Regions from separate parts of the Homo sapiens genome. Here region 1 is linked to region 2. A link is a loop called in an ENCODE intact Hi-C map of the cell type or tissue named here. Cell type or tissue: PC-3. All regions are shown on one strand. Each heading gives the region's core, and the rest is flanking DNA. Links, peaks and the distances in the headings are about the cores only. Region 1 overlaps TNFRSF21 (TNF receptor superfamily member 21). Region 2 overlaps PLA2G7 (phospholipase A2 group VII).

Region 1 (15,993 bases), core at 3,652-11,651, 580 kb before region 2:
AGTAAACTAGGAAAAGGCAAAGGGTGAGAGGAAATTATTTAATCATTTGTCCTGGAAAACAGGTTGGAATTCTGGTCTCCCAAATAACCTTTGGGACAAGACCATTGTTTGATTTCATCCTATACACGGCCAGGTCAGCTTGCCCAGGATTAGGAGAGGTGGGGGTGTTGGGAAGGAAGAAAGAGATTCCAAGGCAAATGGTAACAGGTCCCCAGAATAATTTAGCTGGATATTTTTGTTAATCCGTTTTGCGATGCTATAAAGGAATACCCAAGACTGGGTCATTTATAAAGAAAAGAGGTTTATTTCACTCATGGTTCTGCAGGCTGTACAAGAAGCATGGATTTAGCATCTGTTTGGCTTCTAGTAAGGCCTCAGGAAGCTTTTAGTCATGGCAGAACGGAAGGGCGGCTGGTGTGTCACATGGTGAGAGAGGGAGCAAGAGAGAGGGAAGGAAGTGCTAGGCTCTTTAAGCAACCAGCTCTGGTAGGAATTAACAGAGAACTCAGTTATCACCAATGGGACAATGCCAAGCCGTTCATGACAGATCCACCTCATGACCCAAACACCTCCCGTAAGACTCCACCTCCAACATTGTGGATCACATGTCAGCATGAGATTTGGAGAGGACATACATCCTAACTATATCATGATTCAATCTTTGCTATTCTTTTATGTGTAGAAGTCCATGACTCCTCTCTCCTCTTGGGTTTAAACCTTGCAGACCTGGTCAAGGAAAAATAACAAAATAGACAAGGTTTGTGTGTGTTTCCTCATTTGAAAAGCTCAGGGCTAATATTGTTTTTCAGCTTCTCAAAGACAATATGCTCTTCATCATTGTGTTTCTGGCTCAATGTCCTGACACATAACAGTTAAGGAATAAATGATTAATGAGTTTCAGAAGGATCTTGATTTAAACTAACTGTTCATTCATTCTAGTCAAGTTAGAGGGTAGTTGGAGCTAGCATTACATCTCAGTACTTTGAACAACAACTGAAGGATAGATGAGTTATTAAGAAAGAACAATTTAAACTTATGTAAGTTGTCAGACTAGAAGAACCTAGTGGGTGTAGAATTCTCTTTATGTGTCATTTCAATTCAATTCCCTTTGTTTATAGTATTTATGTATAGTTAAAACTAATGTGTATGTACCTGCTTGTGTTCTGCTTTTCTTAGTGCAGCTATTTTCTGTTATCTTACAGAGATATATTTATATTTTATCCGTTTAATAAAATTTATGGGGCATCTATTAAATGTCAGGCATTGCTAGACTTTGGGTATATGATATGAAAAACTATTCATGGGCTTTCCTTCTTGGACGTCGTAAAAGGGGTGATGCTTAATGAGAACCAGCCTTTTAAAGAACAGAAGGAAGAGTATGCCAGGAGGAAGGAACAGTATGTGGGATGGCCCAGAGGGAGGAAACAGCCTACATGTTCAGAGAATAGAAAGATTACGGTGGTTGCTGCTCAGTGAATGGGGACAACGGATCGAGCTTGAAAAGGCAGGCAGGGGCCATATCATACAGGATCCTTTAAGGGATCAGGACATCACTCAGAGTGCAGTGGGAAGCAGGGTAATACTATGACTTGAATGCAATTAAAAAAAATAAAAACTCACTGGCAGCTCTGTGGAGAATGGATTAGAGAAGGGGAGCATAGAAGCTGGAGGCCAGTTAGCACATTTTACAGTAATTCAGGGCAGAGATGATGGTGCTAGAGCAGTGACAATGAAGATGGGGATTACTAGATAGAAATTTTGGAGAGATTTGCTGATGGCGAGATAGGAAGGAGCAGGTGATATTGAAAGCAGTGATCAAGGTTGATTCCTAGGTTCCCACATTGAGCAGTCTATGGTGGTCTGATTACTTTGAAAGGGAAGGCTTGGGGAGCAGTGGGTGAAACTGAGAGGCCTTAAGTTTGGATGCGTGTTGAGTAATTTTGAGGTGCCTGTGATTCACGTCAGTTCAAGCCTTTATGGCTGCCACTTTTTAATAGCTCTATCCCCTCCAGTCGGCACTGTGTTGAGCCATTCTATTGTTGTTGGATGCTTGGCTTGCTGTCTCTTTGGTCTTCCACTGCAAGCAGCACTAATGAAGTTGTCTCTGTATAAACCAATTGCTCTTTTTCCTTTTTGGTTGTTTCCCCAAGGTGTGTTCCTCAAAGTGGAATTGCTGGGTCAAAGGAAATAAATGAACAGTTTTATGGCTTTTGCTGCACATTGCCAGATTGTAGTCCAGAAGAACTGAATTTGCCAGACTGTAGTCCAGAAGAACTGAATTAATTTAGAATGCCACCAGCCACCTATAAATGTGCTTTCTAGCCCACAAGCCTGCCAATATTGGAGTTTATAATTTTAATTTATTTATGCTGCTTTAATATAGATATGTCAGGGTCCTTGGGTGCAAATTTGAATTTCAATAGCTCCTAGGGATATCAAACATTTATCCATAGGATGATCACCTTTGTAATTATGTACTCATGTAGCCCTCTGTCATAACTATTGAGAAGGAGTTATGTTAGCCACATTTGCATGAATTCTTTATATACATTTTTAGTTTTATTTTACATTCTACTTGTAATATTATTATATTTAATAACATAAAAGTTGAGATTTATGTTTTTATTTTTGAGACAGAGTCTCGCTCTGTCCCCCAGGCTGGTGTGTAGGTGGCGTGATCTCAGCTCACTGCAACCTCTTCCTCCCAGGTTCAAGCGATTTTCCTCCCTCAGCCTCCTGAGTAGCTGGGATTACAGCGTGCACCACCCTGCCTGGCTAATTTTTGTATTTTTAGTAGAGGCGGGGTTTCACCATGTTGGCCATGTTGGCTGGTCTCAAACTCCTGACCTCAAGTGATCCTCCTGCCTCGGCCTCCCAAAGTGTTGGGATTACAGGTGTGAGCCACTGCACCCAGCCGAGATTTATATTTTTAAACCTTTTTCTTTGTGTCTGAGAATATTTTGTGTCTGAAAATATTTTCATTTTGTTGGTGCTGTTCATTTTAACAGAAATTGATCTCTTTGCAATGAACTATTCTGATAACTTTGAATTTTCTATGTGATGTTTTAAATATTGGGTTTGTTGACTTTTCGGACTTTAGTGTCATATTTGTGGTAAGAACTACATTAGTATGTTCTGCAAGATAGTAATACTCATTGCATGAGTAAAGCGTTTTATGGTCAAATATGTTTGCGGAGTGCTAGGTTCAACTAAGTCACCATTTCTGGCAGCTGTCCTGCAGGGCCTGCTGGAGCCCTCAGTAGGTTAATATTGATTGTGCCTTTCTGAGAGAAGATTCTAATCAGGAGCACTTTCTAAACTTTTAGACCAGGGGCTGGTAAACTTTGTCTGTGAAAGGCCAGATAGTATATATCTTCAGCTTTATGGGTCATGTGGTTTCTGCTCTAACTACTTAATTCTGTGTTTGAATGGTGAGAGCAGCCCTAGGCAATACCTAAGAGGTTGGGTGTGGCTGTGTTCCAATAAAGCTTTATTTGTGGACACTACAATTTGATTGTCATATAATTGTTATATGTCACAAAATATGATTATTTGTTTGATTTTTTAAAAACTATTTAAAATGTAAAAACCATTCTTAGCTTGTGAGCAATACAGAAACAGGCAGGTGCTGGAGCTTACTCACTCTTTTTAAATTTTTATTTATTTATTTTAATTTGGGACAGGGTCTTGCTCTGTCACCCAGGCTGTAGTTCAGTCATGTGATCGCAGCTCACTGTAGCCTCAACCTCCTGGGCTCGAGTGATCCTCCTACCTCACTCAGCCTCCTGAGTAGCTGGAACACCACTATACCTGATTCCTTTTTTTTTTTTTTTTTTTTTTAATTTTTTGTAGTGACAGGGTCTGCCTATGTTGCCAGACTGGTCTCAAGCTCCTGGGCTCAAGCAATCCTCTCTCCTTGCCCTCCCATGCTCACTCTTTTAAGACCGTAGAATCATTAATATCTCATGGGACTAGATCAGGGAAACTCACTGTGGGAAATGCTTACTTAAATTCTGCCCTAGTTATCTAATGTACTTATTAATAGTAAATCCCTTCTGCTCTCTTGTGTTTTCTCATTTGCTATATACCAAGTTTTTATTTTAAATGTTTTGAAAATGCTAGTGGGCCCATGTTTCTCTTTTAACTCTTTACTGTGCAGTCTGTATTTTTTGTTTCTTTGTTTGCTCTAAGTCCGGGATGGTTTGTTTCAGGATTATAGCTTTTAAAAATCTGAAGTCTTTGATACACTTCTCAGGAATTGAATACTTGCATTTTAATTGGGGTGTTTTAAAAGATTGTCTTGGCCAGGTGCGGTGGCTTACATCTGTGATGCCAGCATTTTGGGAGGCCGAGGCAGGCGGATCACTTGAGGCCAGGAGTTCAAGACCAGCCTGGTCAATATGGTGAAGTCCCGTCTCTACTAAAAATATAAAAGTTAGCTGGATATGGTGGCACACGCCTGTAATCCCAGCTACTGGGGAGGCTGAGGCACTCGAATTGCATGAACCCAGGAGGGAGAAGTTGCAGTGAGCCCAGATCGTGCCACTGCAATCCAGCCTGGGTGACAGAGCGAGACTTCGTCTCAAAAAACTCAAAAAAAAAAAAAAAAAAAAAGTAAAAAGAGAAAGGATTTTCCATCACTCGTTAGAAAATTTGAAAAATAAAAGTAAAAAACTAAAAGATTGTTAAAATATAGTACATTGTTAAGTTGGCGGGAGTGATAATTAAGATAACATTTATGGAATGCTTACTATGTGTCAGACACGTTTTGCCTGCTTTATCTGTATTAACAATTAATTCTCAAAACAGTCTTTGAAGAGTAGGTATTGCTAATTAACTCCTTTATACTAATGAGGAGGCAGAGACACAGAAGTGAGCCATTTGCCAAGGCCACCCAGAATTAAGGATTAAAAAAAACCAACGTGTTTTTCTACTTGCACACAAGGCTCAACACAACACCTTTGACACCAAATTCTCCAGCAGACATCAACTGAGTGCCCTCTAGTTCAATTCAGTTCTGACCTATCTACCCGGAAGTAGTGTCGGATCCCACAGTTTAAAGACTCAGTCACAGGGGACTGCCCCCAATATCTGATGTCAAGCATAAGCCGCAGGTTATTTTGCCTGTGCTTCGGCCTGACCGACTGTAAATCAAGGTTCCCACAACCCCTTCCTCAGGTTTTATTAATCTGCAAGAGCGGCTCACAGAACTCAGGGAAACACTTTACTTACTCAGCCTCCTGAGTAGCTGGGACTACAGGCGTGTACCACCACACCCAGCCCCAGTTTCTTGATAAAAGATATAATAAAGGATACAAATGAACAGCCAGATGGAGGAAATGCATAGGGCAAGGTGTGTGGGAAGGGGCATGGAGCTTCCATGCCCATCCCCATCCTCCAGGAATCTCCAGGTGTTCAGCTGTCCAGAAGCTCTCCAAACCCCAGTCCTTTTGGGCTTTTATGGAGACTTCATTACTTAGACATGATTGATTATATCACTGGCCATTGGTGATCAGCTCAACGTTCAGCCCTTCTCCCCTTCCCTGAGGTTGGAGGTGGGGTTGAAAGTCCCAACCCTTCCATCATACCTTGGTCTTTCTTATGACCAGCCCCTATCCAGAAGCTACCTAGCAGCCCCCAGCCGACAATCATCTCATTAGCATACAAAAGACACTATTGTGGCTGGAGATTTTAAGGTTTTAGGAATTGTGCACCAGAAACCAGGGACAGAGACCAAATATATATATTTATTATATCACAGTATCACACCTAGCTAGCACCTGGTAGATCTGGGCTGCTCGGCACACTATAGACTAAAATATTAATAGGTTTTGTTTATGCGTGCTTTTATGCTGGAGTTGCTGCACTGGCCAGAGTCATTGGTTTTGCCTTGGTTCACATGCTTTTCTTTAAATCCTTAGTGAGCACAGAGTAACATTCCTTCTGCATCTTTCCTCCTGTCTTTCATGGAATGCCAATTCACTTACTGCTTAGTGACTAAATAAATGGGTAGCCTACTCTTGGCTTCTTCATGTATGCAGAAGTCTTAGAAATAGTTATTTCTAAGGACACGGAAGGAGATGAGGTTCTGTGGCCCCAGGACTGAGTGCTGCTGAGTGTACACGCTCCTGCATTGCAGGTTCCAGGGAAAACAGCACCTGAGTTAAGTCTCACATGGCTTTTCCTTTTTCCAGTGTCCCCTGAGCTTGCCTCCTTCCAGTCCTGCAGTCAGCACATTCTAGCCTTGGCATCCTCTATATTCACCAGCTTTAAAAATGGTCCCTGCTTTTGCCTTAGCAACAGAAGACTTTTTTTTTTTTAAATCAGAGAGGATAGTAGGAAATGCAAGAGTTGACCAACATAACTGGGAACAGTTCTGTCTGTGATTTGTGGAAGCTCTGTCCTTGAAGCTTTCCTCTTTGTGCATTCCTTTTTCCCTGCTTCAAATCTACAGAATTCTAAACAGCCAGTGTCTTGATATTACACATTTAATGTGATGCTCAAAATAAAATGATCAGAAATTCTGGAAGGTCCATCTCTGCCTGGGTTTTGCCTTTAGATCATCTGTTATCATGTTTTAGATTCACCATCTCAGGAATAACTTGGTTGCATTATCATCTCTACGGTAACGGGCTTCCTCTTCAAAATATTAGTTTTATGCAGCATTGAAAAATTCTACAACAAACTCATAGGCAGTCTCTCTGCCTGCCCTTTATGAATAGAAAAAAAGTTTATTTCCGCCTTGACTTTGCTCATTTTCCGCTAAAAATTAGAATTTGATAGGGAACAAGAATGACAAAAATACGTTGTTTGAAGGATGAGGTCATGGAGTAAGAATTGTTAAGGAATAAATAGGCATCAACATTCTGACATGTCTTTGCAAATCTGAGTGCTTCTTGTCCTTAGTCAGGCCCATCTCTGTGTCCGAGAATAGAAGTGACAACAAGAGAGGTGTGGTGTGGCTCACCAGGGTGAATGCTGAGACCCAGGGAGTTTTTACTGTTGGTTATTTAGAGCTACCTCCTCCCTCTTTTGAAATTTGTGTTGTTCTGGGTTTACCTTTTAATCATTCAGTAGGCATTTATAGTGCTTATAAATCCTGTACAGTTTGGGATATTTGCCACATTTATCCATTGTTGGTGAAATAAATGTCTTGGATAAATGAAATTTTCCACATAACTAAAGTTTAAACTAGGATGGTGCATAGATAAGTTCTGGAGGATAATCTTATTATGCTGCTTATAATTCTAATCACCAAGTTAGTATCATCTTTTTTTAAAGAAATAAGAGGGGAGGCTGGGCACAGTGGCTCATGCCTATAATTCCAGCACTTTTGAGGTCTGAGGTGGCAGGAATGCTTGAGGCCAGGAGTTTGAGATCAGCCTGGGCAACATAGTGAGAACCCCTGGCCCCCCTCAAAAAAAAAAGAAAGAAATGAGGAGGGAATTTTTTAACTCTTTGATACATTTGCTTGTCACCTTAAGCACCCTGCAGAGTGTAATTCTTGTAAGCCATTTGTAGTTCTGTTAAAACAGAGTGATGTCCTCAGGGTCTTTGGAGATGAAATGAAGTATCTGCCCTTGTACTGAAGGGTATAAGGCCAGACTGCTTTATCTCTTGAGTTATTGTGGCTACATTGTGGAGGCTTTGGGTTTTCTCCTGCTCGCTTTTAAACCTGTGCGCAGCCGGGCGCGTTGGCTCACGCCTGTAATCCCAGCACTTTGGAAGGCTGAGGCAGGCGGATCACGAGGTCAGGAGATGGAGACCATCCTGGCCAACATGGTGAAACCCTGTCTCTACTAAAATACAAAAAATTAGCCGGGCATGGTGGCGTGCCCCTGTAGTCCCAGCTACTCAGGAGGCTGAGGCAGGGGAATTGCTTGAACCCAGGAGGCGGAGGTTGCAGTGAGCTGAGATCATACCACTGCACCCCAGCCTGGCGACAGAGCAAGACTCCATCTCAAAACAAAACAAAACAAAACAAAAAACCTGTGCACTCATCTTTAGCAACCTCCTCTACCACCACTTCTAATATGTTGGTTCTAATTATTTATGGTCTGTAAGTCCATTCATTCATTTATTCAACTAACACTTGTCAGACATTACCATGAGTTGGGTCCTTGAGGGCATGGATAGCACCAGTAAGTGAAATAGACCTGATCCTTGTCCACATGGAGCTTGTGATCCACAGGGGAAGACATGCTAAACAGAAAAATGGGTAAATACAGTATTGTGGTAGCCATACTGGGGGAAAAAATGGGAATGAGGGGATCTTGTGAAACCTGTTTTTATTAGTGGAGAGGTGGTCAGGGATGGCATTCCAGAGAAAGTCCTATCTTTGTTAAAGACTTTGCCTTTCATCCTAAGTCATGTGGGAAGTGATTGAGAGTTTTAAGCAGAGGATGAAAGGATGAGATTTGGAGTGTGAGTTGGAGTGGGTGTCAAGAAAGGAAGCCAATATCTCAGTACTCGTTGCTAAACTTTCAGAGGTCTGACGATTCTTGTGAGTGAGCTTCTGCTCTCTGTATTTTTTGACATTTCTTTTGACTGCCCTGTGCAGGTGTTGACAGACTTTCTCTGTAAAAGGCTGGATAGTATATTATCCAGCATGTAGTATATATAGTGTATTCTATAAAGGGCTGGATAATATTTTAAGTTTGCAGGCCATAAGGTGTCTTTTGGAACTATCCAACTCTGCCGCTGTAGCATGAAAGCAGCCATAGTCAATACCTACATGAAGGGCTGAATTCCAATAAACGTGTTTATAAAAACAATTGGAATGTGGGATTTAGTTTGCTGACCCCTGGCTTGGAGAATGCTTTGCTTCTTATTCCCACGATCTTCATTATTGAGGTAGTTGTGCAAGGGAGGAAATGCAATCTATGTGGTCGTCCCTGGCCTTGAGCTGCTTATAATCATTATGGGAAGATAAGTATATACACTTAAGTGGCCATCAGCAAACATCACAAGACAATATGTAATTAGGCACCAATATGATGAACAGAAACAGGAAATATGATGAAGAGTTCACTCATCTACTTGGAATCTGGGTGTCTGGGAATAGTTTTAAAGGCTTTACAGGGAAGGTGGAGCTTGACAGAAATAATTGTAAACACTTAGAGGGTTAGAGGTGAACACAACCTAGTCCAACTTGCAAATTTTAGTGATGCAGTGTTAGAAGATGAACAAAAGCAAATCACAGAACGCTATGTATGGACAGTCCCCTTTGGATATGTAAGACAAAACAAAACAAAAATCAATGGGAACAGCCAATTTAAGGTGTGCATGCATATATGTATGTATTATGTGTGAATGCTCAGAAAAGGGTCTGGAAAGATGTGCACCAAAATTCACAGTGAGTCTCTCTGGGAATGAGTGGATTTGAGCAGAGACTTAAATGTTTTACTTTATAGTTCCTAATTGTTAGAATTATTACATGAATGTTTATTTTCATCATAAAAAATACTAATTAATACAGGGCAACATTAAAACAATTAAAAGTACCAGATTGGTTAAGAGGCTGAGAGAGTGGTGCAGAAGTGCGATTGGGCAGTCTCCAAAATGTGTCTCAGAATCAGAGAAGATTAGAGCCCTTAGTTCAGGGTGTCCAAAACTTGGATGGGCATCAGAATCACTTGGAAAGCTTAAAAATAAAATGAACCAAAGCTAAAACCAAATAAATTCCTGGCCCCACTGCAGACCCACAGTGATCCAGATGATGGGGCTGGGGTGTGATTTTTTTTTTTTAAAGCTTCCCAGGTAATTTTGATGCTGCCTTTGAGACCCGAGGCTTTGGTGAGCCTCCGATCTAGTTTATCCAACTCTGTACAAGTGAAGGAATTAAGGATCTTGACCAGGTAGGACTCGGCGTCAGATATTCTGGCTCCCACTCTCTTGCACTTTTCAATGACTGTGTCCCCTGATTCAGGTGTTTTCCTAGCATTAGCTTTGGGTGGCATCTCACCTTGTTGTTGTGTTATACAGAAACTATTCTTAAATGCCACTTTTGAATGGGGTCCACCTCACCCCCATTACTCATTGTTTCACTCCCAGATCATCACTGGGAATGATTTCTACAGTGTTTTAATTTTCTTAGAAATCAGAGGGCTGCCACCAGGCGAGTGGGAAAAGCCCTAGTTTTAGATCATGAGTTGACTAAAAGGCCCTAGGAAAATGGATTTTCTCAGGTGCCATCTGAGTCTCTGTAAAGAGAAAGGGATGTTGCCAACTCTTCCTCTCAGCAGGGTTTCACTCAGGCGAAAGAGGCCATGGAGCAGTCCCTCCAGCTTTGTAGCACAGATTGGGTTAACTGTTTACTTCAGAATTGGAAGAGGCCTTCGAAGTCCCTCTAGTTCAGTGATTTTCAGACTTGTTTTAGGAAAAATCCCTCCTGCAAATGAATTCTTACTTGGAAAGCCATTAGCAAATTGGTAAAGTGGAGATGCTTGGTTTAGGCAGAGATGGGGGGCTTGGAGCCTACCTCCCATCCCTCCCTGGTCCAAGGAGCATCCTGAGAGCTGTGTTCTGTCCAGTGCTCTCTTAAGTCCTATTTGAAAACCACTGATTTCTTCCTCTTTCCCCTTCTGTAAGTAATCATTCACCAAATTCAGCTGACCTGAGCCCTCAAATCTGTCACCGTCTCTCCATTTCCGCATCCGCCACCCTAGTCTGAGTCACCACCACCTTCCATGTTGGTTTTTCACCCTCTAACTGGGTTTTCTTGTCTACTCTCCCGCATACCCCTTTCACCCTCTGCTCTGAAGCAGACAGCTTTTTGATTCACAGGTGCAATTATATGCCTTCTCCCCCAACCTATCATGTAAACATTTAATGACTTCTCATTGCATTTTGAATTAAGATCAGCACATGGAGACTCTTCAGATGTAACTGTGGCCACTCTGTTGCATCTTGAGATAGAGCCACAAGCTTTTTAGTTCCTGTGCTGAGCTTCCTTCTGCTTCACACTTTTGATCTGGTGTTCCCTCTGCCTAACCCTCTTTCACTGCTTCTTGCCTGGAGTTAATTTCTGCCTCTCCATCCTTAAGAGTGGTGACAAAATGTTTCTCTAACTTCCCTGAGCTAGGAAGCACCTGTTCAATTCCCTCTCATAGGATTCTGTATTTCTCTTTCTCAGCAGTGATTTCAATTCTAATTGAGTAATTACTGGTGTATTCTTTTTTTGTTCATCCCAGCCTAGAATGTAAACTTCATAAGGGCTGGAATAGAGTTCTCAAGATTCTATCCTCAGCCCATGGCATGCTGTCTTGCACACACCTATTAGGTCTTCAATAATTATTTGTCCAGTGAATTCATAGTGTCTAGTTTTTGCTAAATCTCATTTCTAGTGTTCAGCCTGGGCCCGACTGTGGAGGGATCATTGTTTGTTGGCTCTGCTTGCGGGAGCTGGAATTGTCTCTTGTTGTATGAGGTAATTTAAAGGTCCTTTTTTAGAGACACATTGTCTAAAGTGGGTTACCCAGTATGAAACAGTTTAAACAGGGCCGAGTTTTGCTTTAATTAGAAACTTGATCTGTTATTCCAAATGAACAAAGAGCTCTAAAATCCACTTACAGTCTGAGAAAGAGTGTTGGGGCTGTGGGGTTTGGAGGTGGGTTTTATGTATAGCTAGGAAAACCTTTTTTGGTTTTACTTTAGATTTAGAAGTGCATATTTCGGGGGAAGTATAGAAAGCTGTAGGAAGCCTACCCCAACTCCACACCCAAATCCACACATACTTGCTATTCATGACCTCCTGTGCTCATTCTGCAGAGCCACCCTTGTGAGTGTGTGTGTGGGTGTGTCTGACTGCCCATCCTCCCACACAGGTAGGGAGGCTGACTTAGATCACACAGCACATCAGAGTGATATTCATCGCCGACCACCGCTCCCTGCCCAGATCTTGGGTTCAGTTCTCTTCTTTCTTAATTGAAGTGTAACAACCTGCCACTTGGGTTACTAATACAGCTTTCAAACTTTCAGAACACTGTAGCTGTCTAAAACTGCTTTTGCATGTAGACATGCCACGAAGTACAGAGCAGAGCCACTTTTGCAACCTCTTGGGTTGGGTGTTTAGTAGGGAGATAGGGTCTAATCCTGTCGTTGATACTCTTTTGTTTCTTTTTCTTTTTTTTGAGATGGAGTCTCACTCTGTCGCCCAGGGTGGAGTAAAGTGGCGCAATCTCGGCTCACTGCAACCTCCGCCTCCCAGGCTCAAGCAATTCTCCCACCTCTGCCTCCCAAGTAGCTGGGATTACAGGCATGCTCCACCACATCTGGCTAATTTTTGTATTTTTAGTAGAGACGGGATTTCACCATGTTGACCAAGCTGGTCTTGAACTCCTGACCTCAAATGACCTGCCCACCTTGGCCTTCCAAAGTTCTGGGATTACAGGCATGAGCCACCGTGCCCGGCTGGTATTCTTGACAAATGTAACTTGGGTTCCACAGGATGGGTCCTTTTATCCAGTGCATCCGCTGTGCTCAGAAAAAGGTGTCTGAGGCTTATTTTCAAATAGAAGGAACAAGAAAATGAAAGGTAAAGTCAGAAGGGATAAGGGAAGACATTACAGAATTTATCATCAAGCAGGAGGTTTTTTCCAGGTTCTAAGATGAGGTTAAGTTTCTTAACAAAAGAATCAACAACTGTCCTTTTTTTGTTGGGGGAGGGTCTCGACAGAAAAAATGAATATACCCTCATAAGCTGAAAATTTGTTTTCTGTATTGTTATTTAACTAGATAGGCAGCTCTGGGACAGGGGAAGGGACTTCAGGGAAATACTTTTGATTCAAATAGTTAAATTTTGGGGTAGGAGAGAATTGAACCTTGAATTAAGTGTCAAGGTGCTAAAAAGACAGAAACTCTGATCACTGTGAAAAAAATTCTTGATTTATTCTCTTAGTCACTGGTATAGCAGCCAATTTAGAAGGAATTTGCCCTGCTGAGTAGCTGGTAGTTTGAGGCAGCCATTATTTCCTTGACACATAAACTTTGTGCATTTCATAAAGGATAGTGAAAACTGTTGGAACTTTTCAATATTCATTAATGCAGAAAAACTTTCTCTTAATATTCTTATTCTCCCCCAGTCTCTTCTCAGAAGGACCTCAGGATTTAGTCCCATGAATATAATTTCCTTTCCCCTAAGTGCCTGTTGATTCCCTCTTGCTGGGTCTAGCTTTGTGCTTCCTCTCCTGGGTGGCTGCAGGCCCATGCTTTCGTAGCTATGGTCTTCAAAGGCTGAGCAAACAGGGTGTGAATCTGAAAGCATCAACTCTGTTGTTTAAAGCACATTACAAAAATGCCAAGGGCCCGCCTCTGTTTTGACAAATAAATAAAAGTTTAGCTTCATGTAGGCAAAGCGTCTGAAAAAATCAGGCCATGACTGTCAGGTAATGCCAAGCAGGCAATCTGGTGCATGGAACTGGCAGCTTGAATGCATGCCTTCCTGGTTCCCAGTTGCCTTGTCCTAGCATCATGAAATGGCAGCTTAACATTGGGGTTGGGGAAAGGAAGAGAACTATTCAGCAAGTTATTTTCTTTTTCTTTTTTTTTTTTATGTTTGTTTCTACCGCTTTATTTTTATTTATTTATTTACTTAGAGACACTAAAAAGGGTATACAGATTTTATGTGTACAGCTCAACGATCTGTGACAAAGCAAACACACTCCAGTAACCAGCATCCAGATCAAGTTACGGAGCGTTGCCAACACCCTAGAACTCACCCCTCATGCCCTCCTCTAATCACTGTACCTTCTCTCCACTCTCCAAAGCAGTGTAACACAGAGATTAGCTCTGTTTTCAAACAAGCAGTTGGAATGATACAATGTGTACATTTTGTGCCTGACTTCCTTTACTCAACATTACGTTTGTAAGATTTATCCATGTTACTATGTGGAGCTGTATTAGTTCATTTTCATTGTTGTATAATGCATTATATGACCAAATGACAATTATTTATCCTTTCTGCCAACAAACGTGTGCTGTTTCCACCTTGGGAATGTTTTAAATAGTTTTGCTATAAGCGTTGTTGCATACCTTCTGGTGCACATATATACACATTTCCATTAGGCATGTGTGTATATACTAGGAGTAGGATTTCTGGGTCATAGCGTATACATTTTCAACTTCTGTAAAGAGTACCAACCAGCTTTCAAAGTGTGTGTTGCAATTTATGCCTTTATCAGAAATGTATGAGAATTCCAGTTGCTTCTCATACTCACCAAGACTTAATTTTATCAGATAGTCTTTTTAACTTTAGCCATTCTGGAGTATATAGTACTATTTCAATATGGTTTTAATATGCATTTCCTTAATTAATAATGAAGTTTTACGTTTTTGTCCTTTATTGGCTATTTGAATATTCACTTTTATAAAATGCCTGCTCAAGTTTTTCACCCATTTTTATCTTGTGTTGATTTTCTAGGAGTCCTTTACATATTCTGTCCACAACCCCTTTGTCAGTTATAAGAGTAGCATACATGACTTGAGCCACAAAATATGTGTATAAATTTGAAATGTAAATTTCAACTGATTTCTTACAGGTTTAGTTACCATTTCAGTTTTATAGTATAGAACTAAGCTAAACAAAGTATTTTACAAATCTGTGATAAATAATTCTTAAATAGAAAGAGTACATTTTTTATTAAAATACATCTTCTAAAGACAAGAACAGGGCAAGTTTTTTTTTTAATTAGCTCCCTTATCCTTAAATGAATAAAATACCCAATGTTAAAAAGTCAGCAAGTTATTTTCCTGTTGCATTTGGATTTTGACTAGTATACAATTTTTCTTTTCTTTTTTTTTTTTTTTTTTTTTTTTTTTGAGAAAGAGTTTCACTCTTGTCACCCAGGCTGGAGTGCAATGGTTTGATCTTGGCTCATTGCAACCTCCACCTCCTGGGTTCAAGCGATTATCATGCCTCAGTCTCCTGAGTAGCTGGGATTACAGGCATGCACCACCAAGCCTAGTTAATTTCTTATTTTTCGTAGAGATGGGGTTTTACCATGTCAGCCAGGCTGGTCTCGAACACCTGACCTCAGGTGATCTGCGTGCCTTAGCCTCTAAAAATGCAGGTGTGCAAAAATTACAGATGTGATGTAAGGCAAATTTTGCAAATTGCAAATTTTGCAAATGCAAAAATTACAGGTGTGAGCCAGTGCGCCCAGCCATATATAACATTTTAAATCTCAGCTACAAAGTGTTTTCACATACATATTCTCAACTGATTTTTATAATCAATTTGAGATGCATTGTCAGTTTCATTTTACAAATGGAAAAAAAGGAAGCTGAGGCAAAGGTCAGGCAGTGAAACCAAAGCATCACAGCCAGTAGATCAAGCTGTAGGGTGGGATCCAAGTCTTCGTTTCTCTCGTTCTACTGTGTTGCAGCATGCTGTCAAGAGGATGCAGTCCTGGTCGGATCTTTAACAGGAATGATGATGGTGGTGCTGGAATTGTTGGCCCTTTTTCTGCTCTGCTCCTATGTAACATCTTCTTGGTTTTTGTTCCTTTCCCTCCCCTTCTGTTTCTTTCAGCTTGGATTCCTTAGCACCACCACAGCTCAGCCAGAACAGAAGGCCTCGAATCTCATTGGCACATACCGCCATGTTGACCGTGCCACCGGCCAGGTGCTAACCTGTGACAAGTGTCCAGCAGGAACCTATGTCTCTGAGCATTGTACCAACACAAGCCTGCGCGTCTGCAGCAGTTGCCCTGTGGGGACCTTTACCAGGCATGAGAATGGCATAGAGAAATGCCATGACTGTAGTCAGCCATGCCCATGGCCAATGATTGAGAAATTACCTTGTGCTGCCTTGACTGACCGAGAATGCACTTGCCCACCTGGCATGTTCCAGTCTAACGCTACCTGTGCCCCCCATACGGTGTGTCCTGTGGGTTGGGGTGTGCGGAAGAAAGGGACAGAGACTGAGGATGTGCGGTGTAAGCAGTGTGCTCGGGGTACCTTCTCAGATGTGCCTTCTAGTGTGATGAAATGCAA
Region 2 (15,993 bases), core at 5,440-13,439:
GTTGAGAGACACTGCTGTAGAGTGATGTTCTAGCTGCATTCTCCAGCCTTCATCCTATTGTAAAATATCCAAAGAAGATTTTATCTTCTTCAGCAATCATTTGGTGTGGTAATGGGTCAGTTTTGAGGTATTTAAGCCACTTTCTTTGACTTTAGTTGAAACTGAATTGGGCTATTATTTGCTTTTTGTCTCATTCAGTTACTTTATATGCTCCATATTAGTTTTCTATTGCTGCTGTAAAAATTTTCTACAAATTTAGTCACTTAAAGCAACATAATTTATTATCTCATGGTTCTGAAAGTCAGAAGTCTGACATGGCCTTACTAGGCTAAAATAACAGGTTCAGTGAACCTTCAGAGGTCAGCTAGTCTGTGTTGCTTTCCTGAGGCTCTAGAGAGAATCTGTCTCCTTACCTTTCCAAGATTCTAGAGGCCATCCACATGTTATAGCTCATGCCCGCTTCCTTCATTTTCAAAACCAGCCATGGTGGGTTGAGTTCTCACATCACATCATTCAGATCTCTTCTTCTGCCATCCTCTTATACTTTTAAGGACTCTTGTGATTACATTGGGTCAGATAATCCATGATAATCTCCCTATTTTAAGGTCAACTGATTAACATTAATTCCATTTGCATCTTAATTCTTTTTTGCCATGGAACATTACATATTCACATGTTCTGGGGTTTAGAATATGGACATTTGGGTGGGAGTGCATTATTCAACCTGCCACATGCCCCCATTCCAAAGGTCAATCAGGAAGAATTTGGAAAGAGAGTACTGATACTTAACAAATGAGCATTTTCTTTTCTGACTCTTTACTAATAACACAAGAGCTAAGGCCCACCTGCCCTAATCTCTTGCCAGGACTGGGTTTTACTTGGATGGTTTATCTGTCAGCTTTTCACAGAGATTTCAAACTCGAGATTGGACATTTTATCTATTGTTTTGGGTTGTCTTTTGTTTCGAAAAGGGAAATGATGCCTGATGAGAATTTAACAGTGACAAATAGGGGAAATCGGGATTTGTGGCAGTTATGGTTGTGTATGGAGACTACAACTGAGATCTGAAGAACAGGTAGGGCACTGTGGTTTCAGTGGGAGAAATGAAGTCTGCAGGAGAGAGGCAGAAAGGTAGAATCCGTTTAAATGGAATGTATTATCTGAGTGCTCATTGAAAGTCTTCTTGATTGCCAGGATGATATTTTATCTAGTGGTCAAGGGGCCAAATTGAAGATAGTTATTTTCAGGCCTTACTATTTGAAGAAAATCATTGATTTTTAAAGTGAACATTCCCATTGATTTAGAATGTTGGTGGCTCATGCCTGTAATCCCAGCACTTTGAGAGGTAGAGGTGAGCGGATCACATGAGGTCAGGAGTTCATAAGCAGCCTGGCCAACATGGAGAAACCTTGTCTCTACTAAAAATACAAAAATTAGCCAGGCATTATGGTGGGTGCCTGTAATCCCAGCTACTCAGAAGGCTGAGGCAGGAGAATCACTTGAACCTGGAAGGCGGAGGTTGCAGTGAGCTGAGGTGGTGCTATTGCATTCCTAGGTGACAGAGTGAGACTCCATCTCCAAAAAAAAAAAGTTTGTGTTTTTGTATTGACCAGTGATTGGGGTTATGGTAATAGATTTTCATACAATATGATGATGAAGACGGCTGTATCAAGGGTTTTAGTGTAGTCCTGTTGGATTCTCTAGTTCTAAGAGAATGTCTAAAGTTACCATTAAGTTTTTCAGGGTCCTAGTTCTTAAATATAAATACATTTCTAGCTAACTCATATCCCATGGTTGAGAAAAAGGCACTTATCTGTGTAAAGAGAACTTTAAAAGTTAAAAGACTTCTTATGAATTATTCCTGTGTGTTCATATTCAGAAGCCTCTGTGGTCATTGTGATTATTACATGTTAATATGGTTCCTGGCTCATAACTCCCGTTGCCCTTGCTACAGTCTTTGGTTATAATATTGGAGTGCTTTAGACCCCAGAAGCAGGTCTCAGAAAGCAGAATCTTTCTCTCTGACCTTTTCCTGCCTTCCTTTCACCTGCCCAAGGCAGGACTCTAATCTGATTGTAGGTTATAAGACCCTTATTCAGGGAAGGGTCCTCTTACCTTGGAAAAAGGAATGCTGCACAGACAGACCAAGAAGAATCTGAATAGACAGGGCTTGCTGGGTTGCCCCTCTGAGTCTATTAGCATTAGAGCTTACCCTTACTGTCCAGTCATATTTCTACACAGCTGTTCATACTTTGTTGAACCTATGCATAAAAATAGACAGTTTCCCCTGTATCTTTGGGTCTTCATTCTGAAGGCTCCTTGTGAATACACATTAAATAAATAATCTGCCTTTTACAAGTTGATTTTTCAGTGACCCTTCAGAGGTCCAAGGGGAATGCCACCCGTGGCCCCCTTGGCCCCTTCAGTGTGCATGTATTCGAGCCTAGAAATGCCTCTGGAAAAAAATCTGTTAGCAAGTCATTATTTGCGAAGAGATAACTCAATTTACCTTTTTCTGTTATGTTTGGATTTTTGAAATCATGTATTAACTTTATAATATAATTAAATGTAATACTGAAATAAGATCAAATAAAATCAACCAAAATTATAAATAATCTTAAAGAGTTGCACATATATACCTTTTTTTTCTGATCAAAAGAAAGATGTTGAATAAGGAAATACAGTCCCTCTGCAAGTAGTTTAAGAAGTTTTGGCTGGACACGGCGGCTGATGACTGTAATCCCAGCACTTTGGGAGGCCAAGGTGGGCAGATCATGAGGTCAGGAGATCAAGACCATCCTGGCCAACATGGTGAAACCCCATCTCTACTAAAAATACAAAAATTAGCCGGGCATGGAGGTGGGCACCTATAGTCCCAGCTACTCGAGAGGCTGAGGCAGGAGAATTGCCTGAACCCAGGAGGCAGAGGTTGCAATGAGCCGAGATCACACTACTGCATTCCAGCCTGGGTGACAGAGTAAAACTCTGTCAAAGAAAAAAAAAAATTTAGAGCTCCAGCAACACATTTACCAGCTGCCTATCTGGGTCTTTCTAGCCTGTACAATAGGAGCTGCCCTTACACGAAAGCCCCATCTCTTTGAAATCTTTCTGTCTACATTCCTGTTGCTCTCAGAACTTGTACCATATCATCTAAGAATTATAAAATGCCCCTGTAATTTGCTTTCTTCCTGTATTATATTGTTAATATATGCTAGTCTTGTCTCTGAAACACAATTGTAAACTCTCTGAGAGTAGGGATTGTGTCAAATTCTCTGGTACTTACCACAGTTGTTGCCATAGGAGAGGGCATATAGTATTTGCTTAAGAAATACCCTTTGATTGAATGACTGCAGATCTGATAATCAGGATAGGCCATGCTGTGCTCCATTAAGGCAATAACAGCTTCACCTGGAAATTTCAGTGGCTTAACACAGCAAAGGTTTATTTCCCATTTGTGAAAGGTCATTTGAATTGGCAGGGGCTCTTCTCTGTTCAGTGACTAGGTATCCAGGCGTCTTTCACTTCAAGACTGCACTACATCAGCACATGATTTCTAAGTTTGCTGTGTCAGGGAAAGGAAGGCATGAAGGAGATACAGTGACTCTGTTGCAGACGACTTCTGTTCAAATTTTTGTTTCTCAGGAATTAGCCCCATGGGCCCAGCCCAACCACAGGGGCGGCTAAGAAATGTAGGGAAGCACATAGATGTTCAGGAGCACTCATTGTCTGTGCCACACATCTATATTACATCTTCCCGCAAAATAGCTATACTAACGAGTGCTTCATTAGTGTCAGTGGGACACCGGATCATTAAACTTGGCTCGGTTTGTATTAGTAACCAGATGTGCTAGATTTATTCACTCAGCAGGCATTTACTGAGTGCCTCTGTACACCAGGCACTATTCTAGGTCTTGGGAATACAGCAGGGGGAAAAACCATCAAAAATCCTTACACTCACAGAACTAAGTTTTTAGTGGAAGGTGATAAACAACTAACAAATAACATACAAGGTACGTTAGTTGGTGATAAATATTGGAGAAAAATAAAGTAGGGAGGGAAATAGGGAATGTATTGGTGTGAAGAAGGAGGTTAGATTGCAATTTTAAATAGATTGAACCGGGAAAGTGTCACTGAGAAAGTATCACTGGAGCAAAAACCCGGAGGTGAGAGGACCAGTCATTTGGGTGTCAGAGCAAAGAGCATTCCCATAAAAGGGAACACATTCAAAGCCCTCAAAGTGGGGATGGAAGGTGGGTGTGGAGTACTTGGCATGTTTGGTGAATGGCAAAGAAGCAAGTGTGATTGCAGCAGGTGTCCAAGAGGGGCTAGGGGAAGGATTGGGAGTGTGTTGAGTAAAGGTTATGTAGATCATTATAAGCTATTTTGGGTGAATGGCTTCTCCCCCGTAACATATAACACCATTTGGGGGTTTTGTGCAGAAGGGTGACACAATCACTCTGGCTGCTGTGTTGGGGATAGATTTTAGGGTCAAGGGCAAAAGCAGGGAGACTCGTTAGAGGTGATGGCAAATTTTAGGTAAGAGATGATGGTGGCTTGGACCTTTTCTATCCCCCACAAAAGTTGAAGGGCCAAATTTTAGGGGGGAAAATGGATGCACAAATGCAAGATAGTTTTTGCTAATAAGATGTTAGCATACAGACTAATTATAATTTATTATTACCACACATCTCATATTCTCTTGTTTCATTTACTGATTCAACAAGCATCTATGCAATACTACTTCTTCCAGGCCCTCTATTAGGCACTGAGACAACAAATAAGACCTGACTTCTGCTTTTTGGAAACTTATATCATAGTAGGATTATAGAAATTAGCAAGAATATAACATCATATTAACACCCAAAACAACCACAGCAGCAGAAATATAGTCACTATATAATTAAATGATGGAAATAGCCAAAATTTATGAATTATTTACTATGTGCTAGACATACCTATGGATATTATTATGATGATGACAGATGGTTGTTATATTTGTTATATTTTGTTGGCTATTTTTATAGCTGACCATACTGTTATAAAGTTAGAAAACTAGTGACCAAAAACTTAATCTAACTGTCTGAAAGTATTATTTCTCTGCTCTACAATCCAATGTAATCCTTAGTAATGTAGGTAATGGTAATCCTACATTACCAAGGATTTTACCATTGTAGTACCAATCTAAAACCCAGCACAGAAAATACATGTTTTATTTTTTCCAAGTGTTACTAGTACCTCAGCCTTTCTTGATTTGTCAGCTTATTTAAGGCCTCTTCATTGCATACTTCTTTTTTCTTTTAATCATCTGCTTCGAAGGAGACTAAGCTGAAACTGCTGCTCAGCTCCCAAGATGGTGCCACCCAAATTGCATGTGCTTTTCTGCCTCTGCGGCTGCCTGGCTGTGGTTTATCCTTTTGACTGGCAATACATAAATCCTGTTGCCCATATGAAATCATCAGGTAAGAGGTGTATTTGTTCAAGGTCTTGAGCAACTGATCTGTCGCCATACTTCAAGTGGGCCCCAAGAAGTTGCACATCTGCACATCTAAACAAGTCCTATTTAAAGGCTTATGGAGATCCTGTATTCTCCTGGAGTAGGGGAGAGGTTCTCACTTTTTCCTCATTTCAACTGAAATTGAAGAAGCACTTGTGTTCTTCAGTATCAGGACTGCAGGACAGAACCAGGATGGGACATTTTAAGATATACTGGACGCTCAGCTTGCAATCACCACGGAGAACCTCCTTAATGCCACCCCTTCTCTCTCTGACTGCCCTAACGCATGCCCACACAAGCATAGTAATGCAACTGGTCTGGAGTCCACTCCAAGACAGCCTCAAAACCTGCTTCCATGAGGTGAAAAAGAAGCAGGTGTCTTGTTCAACAGGCATACTCCTGGTTAATAGTGGAAAGTCATGTGAGATAACAATTTCAGGTCTTGGGATCCAAAAGGAAACAATCTTTCCTACCTGATAATAGAGAGAAGTAGGGACAAGTAGGTGCTAGGGAGTTCCAGATGAGAATGGATGTGATCACTCATTCTTTCTTGCCTTGTGGTAAGTGGGGAAAGAAAGAGGTGGAAGGCATAGACTAACCCAGGAGGAGTGGCCAAAACGGGACAGCCATCTTTAGACGGCTACATTTAATGTCACTAAGAGAGACCTTAATTGGAAAAAGATTGTTTCTGGAGCTTTGCAAATTCCTGCTCATCCCAGAGGATTGTGATGCATAAACTTCTCTTTCCAGTCTCCTATGGAGAGCAGTGTAGGTGGCTTCTGAATGGTGTCATACTGACTATACCTACAGAGCTGTGCACCTGGATAGTTGTGGGTCACTCTGGATCTAATTGTTCAAGCTTGATGGGTGACTCCTTACGATAGCATTTGCAAAAGAGCTTTCATAATTCAGTACCTTAAATTTTGCCCTACTACATAAGCAGGAAAATGAATGCATTAGGAGAGGTTTTATATCTTATATCTACATTTGCATAGGAAATAGAATAATATCTCACAGGTCCATTCATCCTATAACGCATCAGGAAGTTAAGTCATCAAGGATACACTGGTGACTAAGACAATAAATGTGTAGTCAAATTCAAGGGTCCTGCATCCTAGATGACATTAAGTTCATTTTTCCTACTACCTTTTTCATGGATTGAGAACAGGTAATATCTTAGATGGTGGGAAAATCATCATTCGGGAAACATTTATATCCTTCACTTTTAATTGGTACAGGGTAAAAATTTAAACATTTTTAAAATCCCTTTGTCTTTAAAAATAATTGGAAGGCTGTTGCTGGACTGACAGAAACTTGAGGACAGGGACGTTGCTTTATCTTTATAGTCCCAGCATTGAGCCCAATGCAATGCCCATTCTAAATGTTCAAAAATGAATGCAGGCCGGGCATGGTGGCTCGTGCCTGTAATCTGAGCACTTTGGGAGGCCGAGGTGGGTGGATCACTTGAGGTCAGGAGTTCGAGACCAGCCTGGCCAACATGGTGAAACCCCGTCTATATTAAAAAAAAAAATACATAAAATTAGCTGGGTGTGGTGGTGCACACCTGTAGTCCTAGCTACTTGGGAGACTGAGGCAGGAGAATTGCTTGAACCCAGAAGAAGGAGGTTGCAGTAAGCTGAGATTGCACCACTGCACTCCAGCCTGGGCTACAGAGCGAGACTCTGTCTCAAAACAAACAAAAAAAGAATGCATATATATTGGTTTAAAGTATTAGAAACAGTTTATTAAATAAGATTAAAATAATAGGTGATTCTTTATAATTTCTTACTAAATGAATACACAGAAAATATGGCTATGCAGGTTAAAAGGTTTGTAGGAATGGGCTAGAGATATCCTCTTTACTAATGGAGGACATAAAGCCATATAAGAGTGTAATTGTCCTAGCATGTATACAGTTCATCTCCAAACCCAAGACTGAACATCAGGAATATTTGACAAATGAAAACCACCAAAAATATGTAATAAAATTAATAGCATGCCATAGGTTCCAATCCTCCTATTAAAATAAAGTTGAAGAAAACTAAGAAGAGACATTTATAAATTCTGAACCACAAAACTGTGTGAGTGGTCATTTGATCTGATGAGTCTCCTCCTTCCACTTCCTTAATGATGACTCCTGACAGATGGTTAGAGAATGGGAAATCCAGGCCCATAACCGGGTCAGCTGTAGGCTATGGAGCCTGTTCCACAGCCACCCCCAGGCACCCTGGCACTGGTGCATAGGACCCCATAGACCTATACCAAAACCTGGATCAGCCTGATGATTCCTGAGGTCTTCTCAGAGGTCAGGTGTCCTGGAACAGGCAGACCTCACCTTGACCTGAATGCTCCTGAATGCTGAGTGAGGAAACTTCCCAGGGAGAACAGGTGTTGGACAACCAGGGCACTCCTAACTTATTGGAAAATGTTCCCCTGTCCTTTGGAATTGAGATCTCACAAGCGGAGGCTTGTGTTGGGTGAAACCCTCCCATGCCTCCAGAACTGAGCCTCCAATTCTAGAGGTAGTGTCTCCAACAGCAGCTGTGGCCCTGGGGCTCCTTAGCGAGTTGTGTGAGCCAGAGGTCTCCCTGCAGCAAGCCCTGCACAGGCACACCATGCCTGCCTAGGGGTGGGGTTGCAGTAGCACCAGGCTGCTTACCACAGAAGAAGAAGCAGGTGTCCCTACCTTAAGGTCCTCCTCCTTGGGACTTCACATCTCCCTGTTACACCAGAAGCATGGCTCAGTAGATACTCTTTTAATGGAAGAAGAGCCTTTTGTAATTCAAAATAGACCCTGAAAGTTCACCTTGCAGGTAAAGTTTAAAAAAAAAGTTTCTGGGGTTTGAATCTACCTGGGGAGAGGTTAGACCTGCTAAAACTTCCCTAAGGACTCAGCACAGATTTACCTAGCAAGAGTAAATGGACTCTGGGGAAGGAGTAAACAGCATTATTTGTCTACCCCTTATGTGTCATGTTTTGTACTAAGAACTTGACCTACATTCTCACCTCATCTTTACAACTGTACTGTGGGCTGGTCAAGTGCTTTTATGTCATTTTACGAATGTGGATCAGAGAGGGGAGCAACTAGGCCAGAGGATTATAGCTTGTAAGAGGTACACCTGAAATCTGAAATAGAACCATGTCCCTCCAATTCACAGGGTTTGTTCATCTCCATCCCCTCTCCCCTTGCCTTTCTTGAAACTACCTCCTACCATTTGACCATGGATTGCTGACCTGTGTGTCAGGCAGGTGGTCTGGAACTTCAGCCCAGTGTCTCTTAAACTTTAATGGGCACTCCTTTTCTGATTGAGTGGAATTGTGGTGAAGTCCAGGAGCCTGCATTTCCAAGCTCCAGCTGGTGCCAGTGATGCTGGTCCATGGATCAGCTTTGAGTAGCTGAGCCTTATGTATTGAAAGGCTTCATCATGGGCAGGTGTTTCACACATGAGTCACCAGTGTGGAGGCTGTAAATTGGTTTCTTCCCATGACTCAAAACTTTTCTGGGCAATGTTCCATGGTATTGATGCAGACGCTTTATCTAACATAGCTCTTGATAGCTGGCTAGCAGAGAGTAATCAACTCCCACCATCCAATGGAAGGAATGGGTGGACAAGCTGAATATGTCAAGAAAAGTGAGAGTCTGAATACACTGATATTTTGTAATTAAATATGGATTTGATTGAGGTTTAGAAAGGAGAACGGATGAAGCTGCTGGTGTGTGGAAGATTGCACCAGAGAGAGAAAAGTAGTTTTAGGAGTGGATGAGTAAAATACTGCATGTGATAAAGGGTTTAAAGGAAAACAAGAGAGACCAGTGGCCATTCAAGTTAACTGAGCTTATTTTCACAAGTATTTGTTGAGCATTGACTATGTGCCAGACACTGTGTTAAGAGGATGCAAAGACATGGATATGGCTCTGAAGAAAGAGCCTAGTGTAGCATGCAGACACATAAGTTTAATATGTGACAGGAAGAATGATTACATGTGTGTATACACACATGCACATAGAATCTATGTAATATTGAGGATGAAATGATTAAGTCTGTCTGGGAAATCAGGGAAGGTTTCAGAGAAGACAGGACATCTGACCAAGGTATTAAAGTGTGAATGGGAGTTTGCTAAGGGGATTTAAGCATAGGCAGTAGCATTTACAAAGGTGCAGTGGCATCAACCAGCCCAGTGTGTTGCTCAGGAGTACTGTAGCACAAGGAAGGGGTATAACTTAAGGGGAAGAAGAAGAGGAAGAGTATGAGGCAATGGGCCTCCAGTGGAGGGTTTCTTTGCAGTGCCCAGAAACTTGGGATTTAACTTGTGCACCTGTGAACCTCAGTATGTTTCAACCCCAGAGCACTGGAAGGATAGGCCACATTTTTGCAAGTAGCAGAGTATTGGCTTAGGAAAGCATGTGTAGATTTAAATTCCTCCTACAAACTGCCTTCCAAAAAGATTACAATACATTCCTCCTTCAAGGAAAGAACACTTGCTGATAGGGAGGCATTGAAGGATTTTAAGAATTGTCTGGTGTGATTTGTGCTTTAAATCCCTCCAGGAGCTGTGTAAAGGATGCATTTGAAGGGGTCAAGATCCAACGTGGGTAGAACAGTTAGGAGAGAGAGCAACAGTCTGGTCAAGAGACAGTGAGGGCATAAATGAGACAGTTGAGCTAGAGGGTCAGCGATATATTGTGGAGATCATTCTAAGCTAAAAACTAATGTTAGCAATAGAGGTTTGGGGCTGGGCGTGGTGGTTCACGCCTGTAAACCCAGCACTTTGGGAGGCTGAGGTGGGCGGATCACGAGGTCAGGAGATCAAGACCATTCTGGCCAACGTGGTGAAACCCCGTCTCTACTAAAAATACAAAAATTAGCTGGGCATGGTGGCACATGCCTACACCTGTAATCCCAGCTACTCAGGAGGCTGAGGCAGGAGAATCACTTGAACCAGGGAGTCGGAGGTTGCAGTGAGCCAAGATTGCACCACTGCACTCCAGCCTGGCAACACGGTGAGACTCTGTCTCAAAAAAAAAAAAAAAGAAAAAGAAAAAAGAAAGAAAATAGAGGCTCCGTTGAATGTAGGGTGGTTGGTGAGAAAGAGGTAGGAGAATAGGATGATTCCCAGGTTTCTGGCTTGTGGTGCAGGAGATGAGGAGTTCTTGAGTTGCAGGCTGTGTGGTTGGAAAGTGAGAAGGGAGAGTTGAAAGATGATCATTTAGTTTCATTTTGGAAACTAGTTTCATTTTGACATTCTTATGGGAAGGACATCAGGTAGAGATGCTCAAGGAGAAGTTATAGGCACAAATCTGAAATGTGAAATAAAGTTCATGTTTAGGAAAAACAGATTTGTGAAGTCATCTTTAATTTACTCTGGATAGAAGTAGAATGAGAGGGCAAGGCTGCAAACATTAGGAGGTAACAGTCCAAGGCAGCTTGAGAGAAAGGCTATGTCTACTTTCATCTCTTTACCCTCCAAAACCCCTACACAGTGTTTCAAACAGAGCAGACCCTCAATAATTGCATATCTTACTTGTTAGGTTGAGAAAGAAAGAAGGCCAGAAACTATGGGAAGTAACTTGATTCCGTTGGAATTCTTTTGCATAATAAAATCTGATATGTAATGGATGACAAATGAGATAATATTTACCTGTTTTTCAGCATGGGTCAACAAAATACAAGTACTGATGGCTGCTGCAAGCTTTGGCCAAACTAAAATCCCCCGGGGAAATGGGCCTTATTCCGTTGGTTGTACAGACTTAATGTTTGATCACACTAATAAGGTAATGCTTTGATTTATACAACTTATCCTGATACTCTAATATTGTCTGTCGCTATGGACCACTAGAAGGTGTTCAAATGTGACCTTGCCCTCACCTGAGAATGACTCATTTTGCAATTTGTATTGTTTCATATGAAGGCTTTTACTAGTTTGGCCATTCCTCAATTCTTTGTTATTGTCTGATTAATTTCTCTATAAACCTTATTTTTCACTTCCTTAATACCTGAAGCCAGGCTGCTTGTATTTTCCTTTCACTGAGATAGAATATTGTTTTTCTGTTTCTCTTTCATGACTATCTTCAATCACCACAGCAGCCTAAAAAGTTCTTTAGACCTTTTTGTGAACACAGAGGTATTTGAGTCCCCACTAATTAAATATGCAAAATAGCTGCTGGAATATGTTTGAGACACAACTTCTCTAAAAGTGCATTAATTTCTTTCTTAACAGGGCACCTTCTTGCGTTTATATTATCCATCCCAAGATAATGATCGCCTTGACACCCTTTGGATCCCAAATAAAGAATATTTTTGGGGTCTTAGCAAATTTCTTGGAACACACTGGCTTATGGGCAACATTTTGAGGTTACTCTTTGGTAAGATTTCTGTTGATCCTTCTTTGTAGGCTCTTGCATGTATGAAAACCTTGAAAACAACAAGAACTTCAAGTAGTTAAGACCAAAGTAGATTTTTCTTCAGTCCAAATAGCTCCTAAAATGATAAGGAAAGTATTTCTTTAAAGCCCAGGCAACTACGACAGAATCAAGGTTCTCATTTTGTCCATTCTGAGTTGGATGGGAGTGGCCGAGAGTATCAGACTGACTCTGACATCTTTCTGTGGCTGCTCTTTAGTTTTCATCTGACATACCATGGAGAAGGCAATACCGTGGTGAGAATAGCAGGTTATTTGGTGTGGCCACTATCCCGCATGCTCTGTGCTAAAGTTAGACAAAAAGAGAAAGAAAGTAGAAGCCATCAAACTCTCCAGATCCAAAACAAAGGAGTCAAAGCTAATGCCTTTCTTGTCATACATGAAGAGACTCTACTCTCATTCCCATCACCTACCCCCATCGCTAAGACAATCTGATGTGTATTCTTCACTTACTGTCTACATTCTGCTAATATAGACTTTTCCTTCCTTATCTGTTTGACTAGACACTACTGTTGGACTGATGTTAACTGTGTCTTCACATTTACCCCTCAAAACGATCTACAAATTTTGGGATTCATCTTAAACATCGGCTTTTAATTTTCTTAAAAACCACTTATAACAGACATGAAAATAGCATAACTCTGCATATTTATGTTGCAAAATAATTTATAAATCACTTCCATAGCAATCATCACATTCAGTCTTTATGACTGCATCTGCATTTTATAGATGAGAAAATGAAACACAAATGATTGCTGATAATAATGGTGACAATAAAAATTGAGAAGTGAAAGAAGACAATATTTCCATTTTTTGAGCCCCTTACTATGTGATGGATTGCACCACTGCTTTACATATATTACCTAATTAAATAAAATTCTCACAAAAACCCTATGAAAGAGATATCATTTTCTGAAGTTTACAGAAGAGGAATCTGAAGTACAGAAAGTTTAAGGAACTTGCCCAAGATCCATAGTTAGGAAGTGGCAGAGCTGCATCCATGACTCAGTATGAAGTCAGTGGTTTCTCTACCTTTTCCTGCATGATTATGACCAAATCATAATGAACAGAGTCTCTGTTTCTTAGATTCTGGCTCTTAGTGTAATGTATCCAAGGTTTTATGGGTAGTTTGGTTTCAGAACATTCCCTTTAAAATTTTTCCAAAACCTGGGAATGGCAGTAAGTAGCAGCCTTTATGAATACACCTATAAGTGGGAAAATCTCTCACCTTAAGTCCAGAGCTGTCAGTAAGAACTCATCGTTAATGATCCTATGGTCTGAGGAAAGAACTTACGCCGGGTGCGGTGGCTCACGCCTGTAATCCCAGCACTTTGGGAGGCTGAGGCAGGTGGATCACCTGAGGTCGGGAGTTCACGACCAGCCTGACCAACATGGAGAAACCCCATCTCTACTAAAAATATAAAATTAGCCAGGCGTGGTGGCGCATGCTTGTAATCTCAGCTAATCGGGAGGCTGAGGCAGGAGAATCGCTTGAACCCGGGAGGCAGAGTTTGCAGTGAGCCGAGATTGTGCCATTGCACTCCAGCCTGGGCAACAAGAGCAAAACTCCATCTCAAAAAAAAAAAAAAAACTTACAGTTCAGCTCTTTGGTTGGTGGGTATCTAGTAGCAGTCTTTTTAATGAATCTACTATTCATCCATAAAAAAGTAGATATAAATCAGATGGGTCTGCATTTTATGCTAATGAGATATGAATTAAATTCACTAGCAACACTCAGAGAAAACCTTAACTATAACCTTCCATTGTTGTCTAGGTTCAATGACAACTCCTGCAAACTGGAATTCCCCTCTGAGGCCTGGTGAAAAATATCCACTTGTTGTTTTTTCTCATGGTCTTGGGGCATTCAGGTAATGTTTGAGAGGTTGAACAATTTTGGCTTCCAGGAATAAATGACAATTTTTTTATTCAAGAAAGAAATAGCAGAGTTTGGAATGTCATGCAGGCCCTTGTCTGGAGGAGTTGGGTTTCCTCAATAATTGGCTGTGGGTCTATTGATCAGTCCTAGACCTGTCTGGTCAAGTAGTTTTTTCCCTACTATCAGCTCATTGGGATTAGCCTCACAGCAGAGAAGAAAGGGTGTTGCATTTTCTATAGTTGTCCTTCATTATTGTAATATTTACACTCTTAAAATTATCCTCTGTAAAGTTTAGAACTTTTGAGAAACCAATTTTAGATTAGCTGGGAAAGACTGTTATTAAGAGAAATATCTGTGAAGGCAAGAGAAGGAGCAGGAAAAGATGGGGAGAACCTTTGGACCATGACACAGGTTGGACACCTGAAAAGGTGATGGGGAAGGGAGAAGGATTGGATAAGAAGAGCTTCAGAATGAAGCATGGTTCTAAGAAATATTGAGCCAGGCCAATGGAAGGAGTGCTGGACTATATTTGCTTATCAAGAGTCCTGTATCTCATAGGAATGGGCTAATGTTAGTACCCATGCTGTGCCAAGTCTCTGGGAGCAGCTCACTGGATGCTTAGCTTCCACTTGACCATGGTGATGGATACAGAGGGGCAGGAGCTGGATAGGGTCTTTAGTAAGCTATGCAGTCTGTAGCATGATAGCTGAGTGGCACATTTTCATAACAACAACCACCCTCTTCACTTTCTTCCACCACTTTCTCACCTGTCACCCCTCTTCTACTTCAAGGGATTGTAAAACTCAGAAAATAAGAGAGATGGCTTTTAGCTGGGAAGAAGTTGGGTAGCACTTGCAATAAAGAATTCTCTTCAGCACTGTAAATGTAGTTCAGCTAGCTATTTGATTTCTCCTACATTAGTGACTGGCAAATTAGAACCCAAGGGCCAAATCCAGCCCACTGCCTATTTCTATAAAGTTTTATTAGAACACAGCCACACCCATTCATTTTTGTACACTGTCTATGGCTACTTTTGTCCTACAACAGCAGAGTTCAGTAGTGGTGACAAAGACTATGGCCCACAAACCTGGAAATATTTACTCTCTGGCCTTCAACAGAAAAAGTTTGCTAATCCCTGTGCTATATCATTCCCCCCTCTTGAAAAGGTCCTGTATCTTCAGCAATAAATAAATAGTTTCTAGCTACCTCCTTTTTATTCTCTGTGGACATTTCCTATTGAATGCATGGTATGAGGAAAAGGTTGTGCAAATGAAGCTGTGGAAGAGGGCATAAATGCAGTGCTTAGCACATGATTTTTCAACTATTTCACCCAGTCCAATCATTTAAATAATAGCTAACATGTGTTAAGTATTTACCTGTTTCTAATATAAGTACTGAAAATGTATTAATTCAATTGATCCTCACTGATGAGGTAGCATACTATTATAGTGTCACCATTTTATAGATAAGGAACCAAGGCAGCAAAAATATTGTGACTTATTAAAGGTACACAGCTAACAAGTGGTAGAACCAGGGTTCAAACTCAGTGGTCAGACTGCAGGTCTCATTCTTGTAACTACAATACTGTACTGCTTTCCTATATACATTATCTTAGCAAAACCTTACAACTACCCTAAAACAAATGCTTTACTCTTAGGCCCATTTTACAGGTGAGGACAAAAATGCAGTAATTACCTAAAATCATATAGCTGGGAAGTGGCAGAGCCAAGATTAAAAACCCAAAACTCTCAAAGGCAATATTTATAATCACTGCCCTGGGTTTTCTCAACTTTAGTAGTCTTGACATTTTGGACCAGATAATCTCTTGTTGTGAAGGGTTGCCCTGTGCATTGTAGGATGCTTGACAGCATCCCTTTACCCACTAGACACCAGAAATACCCTCGCCCACATTCATGATAATGAAAATACCTCCAGACATTGTCAAATATCCCCTAAGGAACAAAATCACCCTCCTTTAAGAACCGTAGCTCTCCACTCCACCCCAGGGCACTACTACAGGGGTGTAATGGCCTCCATGTTCCCAGTTTTATTAGTGGACTCAGCCTTGTAATCATGACTGGTAGTTGTAATTCTTCCCTCTTTTTGTTTTGAAGGACACTTTATTCTGCTATTGGCATTGACCTGGCATCTCATGGGTTTATAGTTGCTGCTGTAGAACACAGGTATGTTACCTGATATAATT

The links. A loop is a pair of places that touch in the nucleus more often than their neighbours do. Peaks named below come from ENCODE experiments on the same cell type or tissue, not always from the same donor. Only the 100,000 strongest peaks of a DNase experiment are listed, where the experiment ranks them.
Region 1: a loop joins it to region 2, with 4 times the contacts of the local background. A loop is called at or near these places in 3 of 110 quality-filtered maps.

What each region holds. Positions count from the first base shown.
Region 1 is chr6:47,286,132-47,302,124 of GRCh38, reverse strand. It overlaps TNFRSF21 (TNF receptor superfamily member 21), which reads left to right. Exons shown (of 6, transcript NM_014452.5): 2 at 15,530-15,993. Among named protein-coding and RNA genes, the nearest start is that of TNFRSF21, 16 kb to the left of the region's middle. RefSeq lists an enhancer at 15,691-15,993. In PC-3, for the core only: no CTCF peak of the experiment used is centred there; no DNase peak of the experiment used is centred there; H3K27ac peaks cover 1,371 bases.
Region 2 is chr6:46,712,249-46,728,241 of GRCh38, reverse strand. It overlaps PLA2G7 (phospholipase A2 group VII), which reads left to right. Exons shown (of 12, transcript NM_005084.4): 2 at 5,317-5,459; 3 at 11,146-11,267; 4 at 11,714-11,858; 5 at 13,689-13,782; 6 at 15,905-15,973. The coding sequence starts at 5,351. Among named protein-coding and RNA genes, the nearest start is that of PLA2G7, 15 kb to the left of the region's middle. In PC-3, for the core only: no CTCF peak of the experiment used is centred there; DNase peaks (open chromatin) are centred at 8,961 and 12,931; H3K4me3 peaks cover 560 bases; H3K27ac peaks cover 6,824 bases.